Regions from separate parts of the Homo sapiens genome. Here region 1 is linked to region 2. The links are chromatin loops, found by intact Hi-C in ENCODE. Cell type or tissue: B cell. All regions are shown on one strand.

What was found. Hi-C counts contacts between places; a loop is a spot of excess contacts. Peaks named below come from ENCODE experiments on the same cell type or tissue, not always from the same donor. Only the 100,000 strongest peaks of a DNase experiment are listed, where the experiment ranks them.
Region 1: it touches region 2 in a loop (13-fold over the local background); 1 of 110 quality-filtered maps calls a loop at or near these places.

What each region holds. Positions count from the first base shown.
Region 1 is chr7:55,507,617-55,511,616 of GRCh38, reverse strand. All of the region lies in intron 2 of VOPP1 (VOPP1 WW domain binding protein), which reads left to right. Among named protein-coding and RNA genes, the nearest start is that of VOPP1, 63 kb to the left of the region's middle. RefSeq lists an enhancer at 510-559. In B cell, no CTCF peak of the experiment used is centred here; a DNase peak (open chromatin) is centred at 2,137; H3K27ac peaks cover 594 bases.
Region 2 is chr7:55,595,632-55,599,631 of GRCh38, reverse strand. VOPP1-DT (VOPP1 divergent transcript) reads right to left here. Exons shown (of 17, transcript NR_187585.1): 17 at 2,972-4,000. Among named protein-coding and RNA genes, the nearest start is that of VOPP1-DT, 25 kb to the right of the region's middle. In B cell, a CTCF peak has its summit at 1,512 (motif pointing right); a DNase peak (open chromatin) is centred at 1,541.

The DNA.
Region 1 (4,000 bases), 88 kb after region 2:
GCAGAGGATGACTTTGAATGGAATGGGAGGCAGGTTTGCCCTGAGGAGTTTCAGCTTGAATTTTCCTTTTAGCTTAGTGATTTGGGGATTCAAGATATTTTTCTTTCACATTCTAAAATTTTAAGCTGTGCTCCTAAACAAATTTTTAATAATTCACTTGGTAGCAAGAACATATTTGAGCAGACATGAGGCTATTTATAGTCTTTAAAAGTTCCGTTTGGTATGATGTTTCATATATTTTAATGCTGGCTGTATTACATGGAGTGAATTTGCAGAAATTGAATTGCTGAATCAAAGCTTATACTTATATTCTACTAAATACCGTCCGACTGCTCTCCCTGAGGGTCATCATGATAATAGGCTATCATTGCCTGGGAGCACCTGTTTCAAACTGTCCCCGCCAGCACTGTGTTAACATTTTAATCAGTTTCCTTTGTATGCTTTGAGTTCATATTGTTTCCATCTTTGCTGATTTCCCTTTCTGCTGCAACATCCCTTCTGTTTAAGTCAAAACCTTTACAAGGTTCTGAAACCAAGGTGGATACCTGGACTATGCATAGAGGAATGAGATGGGGTTGCTCTCAAGGTCATGTCTGGTGTAGAAGACAGAGGCCTCTAACAGTTAACCACAATATTGCACATGGTGAGAACTGTAGAAATGGGGGTCCTGCCAAGGGAGGAGCAGGACAGATTGGGGAGGGCAGGGGATGGTGTTGGGAGAGACCTCACAGGGCTGATCTTTGAAGCGGGGTGGAGCAGAGACTTTGGGAGGAGTGCAGGCATGGGAGCATGAAGGTGCAGGGTGCAGTGGGGACCATGGGGCTGGAGTTCAGGGTGCCTGGTGGATGGCAGGAGATGAGATGGGAAAAAGAGGGAGAAGCCTAGCAAGAAGAGTCTCAAACGCCGTCTGAGGGGCTGAGACTCCCTCCTGCATGCAGCATTGTGGCAGGCCAGGTCTCACCAACACAGGCCTCCATAACAAGTGTTTCAGTACTGACTGAGTGGTTAAGTTAAATATTAAAAGCTAAAAAAAAAAAAAAAAAAAAGCCAGTGCCCTTATATAAAGTCTGGGATGTAACAAAAGCCCACCAGGAGTTTTGCCTAGGCCTTTCCTGGGCCTTAAAGCATGACAAAATAATGAAGGAATTCTTAACATGACCCATTTAGGATTAAATAAGTTTTATTTGGTGTCTGAAGAAACTCCCCAGGCCTCCACAAACAAGTTTATTGCGGTCTGAATGAACTCCCCAAACCTCTTGTGATTTAGTAGGAGACAAGATAAGGGTAATCACCCCAGCACCTGGACCCATTTAGATTAAGTGAATTTACTGAGGCTCCAGAAGAAGGCCTTGAGGACTCAGACATTAGTTATAATGTAAAAGAAGTTAATCACTTATGTCTTTAGATGATGCACACTTACAGGTAGACATATAGCTTAGAAGGTATATAAGCTCTGGAAAACTTTGTAATTTTGAGTTGGTCTGGCCATAATTTCCAGGCCTTCTACCAGTAACTGGTTGCAGAAATAAAAATTCTCTTCCTCCCCAGTTCATCTGCATCTTATTATTGGGCCACAAGAAATAGCAGCCTGACCCTCATTTTGGTCTAGGAACAGTATGACGACACGGTCCTCTGGTCTAAAGGGGAGGAGGTTGTGTTTGTAGTAAAGGCAAGACAGAGTCCAACTCCTGTAGAAATAGGGCAGAGGAACAGGCGGTGGGCATGAAAAGCATCTCACAGAAGAGTCGATATAGAGGTAAAGGGAGTCAAATAAATCAGAGGTTTCTGGTTGGGAAGACAGAGAGAGACCATGAAAAGAATAGGTTCCGGGAAAGATTCAATAGAAGACTGAGCAGAGAATGTCATATATGCATGTGGAGTTTGGAGTTCTTGCAGAATACCCAGGAAATGGAGCCAGTGAGGAATTCACTTTTGCAGCAGAGGTGGAAGAGGGCAGGATGTAGTCCAGAGCTGGAATGTAGACTTAAGAGTTCTGAGCATTTGCTTATAACAGCTAACCAGCTGCTATAGTCTGAATATGTGTGTCCTTACAAAATTCCTATGTTGGAACCTAACACCCAATGTATTAGTATTAAGAGGTGGGGCCTTTGGGGAAGTGACTTAAGTCATGAGGGCTCTGTCCTCGTGAATGGGATTACAAAAGAGGTTGCAGGGAGCTCCCCTGCCCTCTTTTGCCCTGTGAGGACACAGCAGCAAGACATCATTTATGAAGCAGGGAGCCCTGACTAGATACTGAATCTGCTGGGCCTTGATCCTGGGCATCCCAGCCTCCAGAACTATGAGCAATCAATTTCTGTTGTTTATAAATTACCCAAGCTGTGGTATTTTATTATAACAGCCTGAATGGACTAAGACCAACTCAAGTAAAAATAGAGCTGAGAAAGTAAGCCAGGTGTGAACCTCAGTGTAGGTTTCCAGATTTTTTAGGTACTAGAATCTCATCTCCCTTCCTGATCTCATTGCCAAACTCAGCTCATTACTTTAGTATTTATCATGCCTGTGTGATTTCAATGATAGGAAATTTATTATAAAATTAAAATTGATAATAAATTTGAGACAGGGTCTTGCTCTGTCACCTAGGCTGGAACACAGTGGTGCAGTACTAGCTCACTGCAGCCTCAAACCCCTTGACTCAAGCGATCCTCTCACCTCAGCCTCTGAGTCGCTAGGACTATAGGCATATGCTACCACGTCTGGCTAATTTTAAAGATTTTTTTATAGAGACAGGATCTCACTATGAACTCATAGGCAGACTTCTGAGCTCATAGGCAGACTTCTGTTTTTCACTTTAGTATGGAAAATGAAAAACACCTTCCAGAGAAGGTGGTTTCTGGTAATAACTGTTTCTGAAAGAGACATATGGCCAGAATTTATTTTTTTAACCTTATATTTAGTCAACCAGAAACTAGGAGGATTGTTTTTCAGGATAGGCTTGAATAGAACTAATTTTAAATGATCAGCAGTTTACTGAAAGGAGAAAGAGGGAAAACCTCTACCCCAGAAACACAAAGGTGGAGTTTCAAAAACTCTGGGCCAGGTGCAGTGGCTCACACCTGTAATCCCAACACTTTTGGGCTAAGGCAAGAAGATCACTATGGCCAGGAGTTAGAGACCAGCCTGGCAACATAGTGAAACCTCATCTGTAGAAAAAATTTTTGTAATTAGCTGGGCGTGGTGGTGTGCACCTGTATTTTTAGCTACTTGGGAGGCTGATGTGAAGGGATCACTTAAGCCAAGGAATTTGAGGCTGCAGTGAGCTATGATTGCAGCATTGCACTCCAGCCTGGGTGACACAGTGAGACCTTGTGTCAAAACAAACAAAACAAAAAACTCCGTAGTTACCAAAGTTCAGCAGTAATTTAAGAGCTTCTTGGTCCATCTTACCTCACCTCTTCACTTTAACTCTGGGTGCATCTGGGCTCCAAGGCAGCAGCTCCTCAAGGGTTAAAATGGCAAAGAAATGAGCACTTTTTACCCCATTTGGTCTGCTAATATTAGTGATTTTAGTAAGTATTTGTAATGCTTTCTCCCATGGTAGAAATACAAGTAAAATTTCCCTAGGTAAATCCTGTATGCCACCCTGAATGCAACTAGTTTGGGTTTATACAAGTCAGAGAAGGTATTTTCTGGTGATAACTGTGTCTCTGAAGGAATGATTGACAGGGCAGCCATCTTCCCACCCTCAACGTCTCGGGCTCAGGCCTCATCAAAGCAGTGATGGCCCCCTCCTTAGAACCCAGAGATGTTTGACTTCGCCATGGGATGTGTTGACCAAATAAAAGTTGAAACATCATCAAAATGGGACCACACGTCTCAACACACAGGCACCTCCCTGCCCGTCAGGGAAACCATGTCAGGCCAGGAGGACAATTCTGACATCATGTGGATTACCAACTGAGGTTGACAGGAAAGAAAGAACCATGAGTTCATAGTCAGGTCTGTGAAGTTTTTGACTTGAAAGCAAGACAGATAAAATGGT
Region 2 (4,000 bases):
CTTTCTCTCTAGCTGCCTTTAAGATGTCTTTCTTTTACTTTGACTTTGGTGAATCTGATGACTATGTGCCTTGGGGATGGTCATCTTGTGTAGTATCTGTAGGGTTGTCTGTATTTTTTGAATTTGTATGTTCCCCTCTCTATCAAGTTTGGGAAATTTTTCATGGACTATGTCTTCAAATATATTCTCCAAGTTACTTCTCTTTTGGGAATGCCAATGAAATGTAGGTTTGGTCTTTTTACATAGTCCTATATTTCTCAAAAGATTTTATTCACTTTTTAATTCTTTTTTAAAAATTTTTGTGGGGCTGGGCATGGTGGCTCACTCCTGTAATCCCAGTACTTTGGGAAGCTGAAGTGGGTGGATCACCTGAGGTCAGGAGTTTGAGACCAGCCGAACCAAGATGGTGAGACCTCATCTCTACTAAAATTACAACAATTAGCTGGGCATGGTGGTGGGTGCCTATAATCCCAGCCACTCAGGAGGCTGAGGCAGGATAATTGCTTGAACCTGGGAGGGGGAGGTTGCAGTGAGCCGAGATTGTGCCATTACACTCCAGCCTGGGCAACAGAGCGAGACTTTGTCTCAAAAAAAAAAAAAAAAAATGCTGGGCGTGAGCCATCACACCTGTAATCCCAGCACTTTCGGAGGCCAAGGCAGGCGGATCACGAGGTCGGGAGATGGAGACTATCATAGCTTACATGGTGAAACTCCGTCTCTACTAAAAATACAAAAAATTTGCTGGGCGTGGTGGCGGGCACCTGTAGTCCCAGCTACTCGGGAGGCTGAGGCAGGAGAATGGTGGGAACCTGGGAGGCAGAGCTTGCAGTGAGCCGAGATCGTGCCACTGCACTCCAGCCTGTGCAACCTCCACCTCCCGGGTTCAAGTGATTCTCCTGCCTCAGCCTCCCAAGTAGCTGAGATTACAGATGTGTGCCACCACGCCCAGCTAATTTTTGTATTTTAGTAGAGACAGGGTTTCATCATGTTGGCCAGGCTGGTCTCAAACTCCTAACCTCAAGTAGTCCACTCGCCTTGGCCTCCCAAAGTGCTGGGATTACAGGCGTGAGCCATCACACCCAGCTGGTTCTTTCTTAAAATGGCTGTTTAATCCTTCAGCTCCTGGATTGTTTTACTGGGTTCCTTGGATTCAACTTTCTCTTTGATCCCATCGATCTTCCTTGCCATCCAGATCTTGAATTTTATTTCCATCATTTCAGTCATCTCAATCTGGCTAAGAACCATTTCTGGGGGACTAGTGTGTTTGTTTGTAGGTAAGGGGGCACACTGGCTTTTTGAGTTGCCAGAGTTTTTGCATCGATTCTTTTTCATGTGTAAGGGTTAGTGTTCCTTTAACTGTGATGTAAGTTGAGTACAGTCAGTTGGCTTCTTTTTAGGGTGTTTTCAGAGGGTCACGAGTATGTACAGAATGTTTATTTGTTGCTTAATCTTTGCCTTAGTTTTCACAGGTGCTGTGTACTGGCAAAATATTTTTGTATTGTATTTTCTGCTGTGATCCAGTAGGTGGCACTTAAAAGTGTTAGCCAGCGGACAGGCAGATAGGCTTTTCTCAGCTGCACAGCTCTTTTGTGTTTTCCTCAAGTTAGCATAGTGCTTTTTAGGGGGTGGGGTAGAGATGACCCCCTCACCTTGTCCACCCCTAAGCCTTGGAAGAGCCCCCTCTGATCACTGACTCCATGCCTGTATTTCTTTTATTAGGTGTTCTCGTCCATGGGGCTTCCTCATGCAGGGGCCACAGTTGGCAAACAGGTCATATCCTTTCCGGAATGGCTGTACAGAGGGAGGCACAACCCACTCCTCCACTGACCTGTGAACTTGGGCATCTCACTTCTTTTAGTGATGCAAGAGTGAGGACTCCCCCACTGCTTGGGCACCACCCAAGCCAGCAAGAACTGCTTGGCTAGGAGTTGCAGGGATGAGTGGGGTCACCTAATCTGCTGTCCAGCTGCTTCCCAGGGGAACATGGAGTTGCCCCCACCTGCAGAGTTCATATAAAAGCAGGACTGTTGGGCTGGAAACTCTAGCAGGTGTGGGCTGCTGGCCTTGAGCAGTGGCAGTGGGTGGAGTCACTCACCATGCCATTAAGGTGTTTCCTAGGAGAACAAGAGACTGTGCTTGTCAGCAGAATTCAGACAGAAGTGGTACCACGGGGCTGGAAGCTCTAGCAGGTATGGCCTGCCTGGCTACAACTGGCAGGGATTGGGTGAAGTTGCCTATCCTGTTGTTTGGGTGTTTCCTGGAGGAACAGGAGGCTGAACCTGTTGGTGAAGTGAAAACAGAAGCAGGACCATTGGGCCAGAGGCTGGTGCTGAACTTTGTCTAGTGATTTGGGGTGGAGCAATCTTACTGCCCTCGGGTACCATGACTGCAGCCTCTGTTGGGGCTATGGCACTGGTGCTGGTCTGTTCCAGGGTCCAAGGCTTCCAGCAGTCCCTAGGGACTTGAGAGTTGCCTCCACAAAACTCTGGGTGGCTCTCTGCATTGGCTTAGAGGTGCAGGGAGTGGGTCAAAGAGATTCTCCTGTTCCAAGGCTTGCACAGGTCCCTGTGAAGACTGTGAATCCCCCAGGGGCTCTCAATCACTTACTCTTTCCCTATGTTTGGGAGCTTCTTCTAGCTCCATGCTGATCACAGATGGGCTGCTCAGCTTCACTCCTCTCTCCTCTCTGTGTCCCCTTGCTGCCTTCATGGATGCTGATGTGGTTTCTTAGGGGATCACATGGCAAGATCAGTGTTCACTAGCCATTTTGTTTCCTCTCCATGACAGCAGTGCACATGATCTGCTTCTAGTCTGCCATTTTGACTTAACCCTGTACCCCCAATTATAAAATTGATCCTGGCACTTAGTCTGCTCTTAGCAAATGTTTACTGAATAAATGAGTTAACCAGTGTCATAGCTTCATGTGGCAACTTCTATTACTGCATAACAAATTAACTTAAAATCATAAGGCTGAAAATAACAATAAATATTTATTATTCACCCAGCTCCTAAGGGTCAAAAATTTGACTTATGTGTGGAATCTAAAAGAGTCAAATGTATAGAACTGGAAAGTAGAAGGGTAGTTACCAGGGGCTGGAGGGAGAAGAAAAGGGGGAGACATTGGTCAAGGGTACAGCATCTCAGTTACGCAAGGTGAATAAGTTCTGGAGACATAGTATACAATAATATGACTGTAGTTAACAATAATATATTGTATACTTGAAATTTTCTAAGAGGATACATCTCATGTGTTCTCACCACACACACACACACACACACACACACACACACACACACACACGAAAATGGTACTTATGTGAAGTAATGAATATGTTAACCTAATTATCACGATTATTTCACAATGTATGTGTATATCAAATCATCAAGTTGTATTCCTTAAATATATACAATCTTAATTGTCAATTATACCTCAATAAAGTTGGTGGCAAAAAGAACTTGGTAAAAAAAAAGTTTTTGGCAAAAAGAACTCAGTGGCTTAACTGAGTGATTCTGGCTCAGGGTCTCTCTTGAGGATGTAATCAAGATGTCAGCCAGGGCTACAGTTATCTGAAGACTTGATTTGGACTGAAGAATCCAATTCTAAGATGGCCCACTCATACGACTTGTAAGTTAATGCCAGCTATTGCTAGGAGATATCAGTTCCTTGCTAGATGGATTGTTCCATGGGACTGTTTGAATGATTTCATGACATTGCATCTAGCTTCCCCTAGGGATATTGATCCAATAGAGAATAAGGCAGAAGTCAAAATTCTTCTTATGACCTAAACTTGCAAGTCAGACTCTGTCATTTCAACAAAATAATACTAATTAAACAGATCAACTCTTTTTTCTTGTGGGAAGGGACTATACAAATGTATTAATAACAGCTGATGAGAATCACTGGCGGCCATCTTGGAGACTGGCAGCCATACCCCTTTGTGGTTTCAAAACATGTCCACAAGTGCTTTGACTAGCCTCTCTTCCAAAGGTGGAGGTTAAT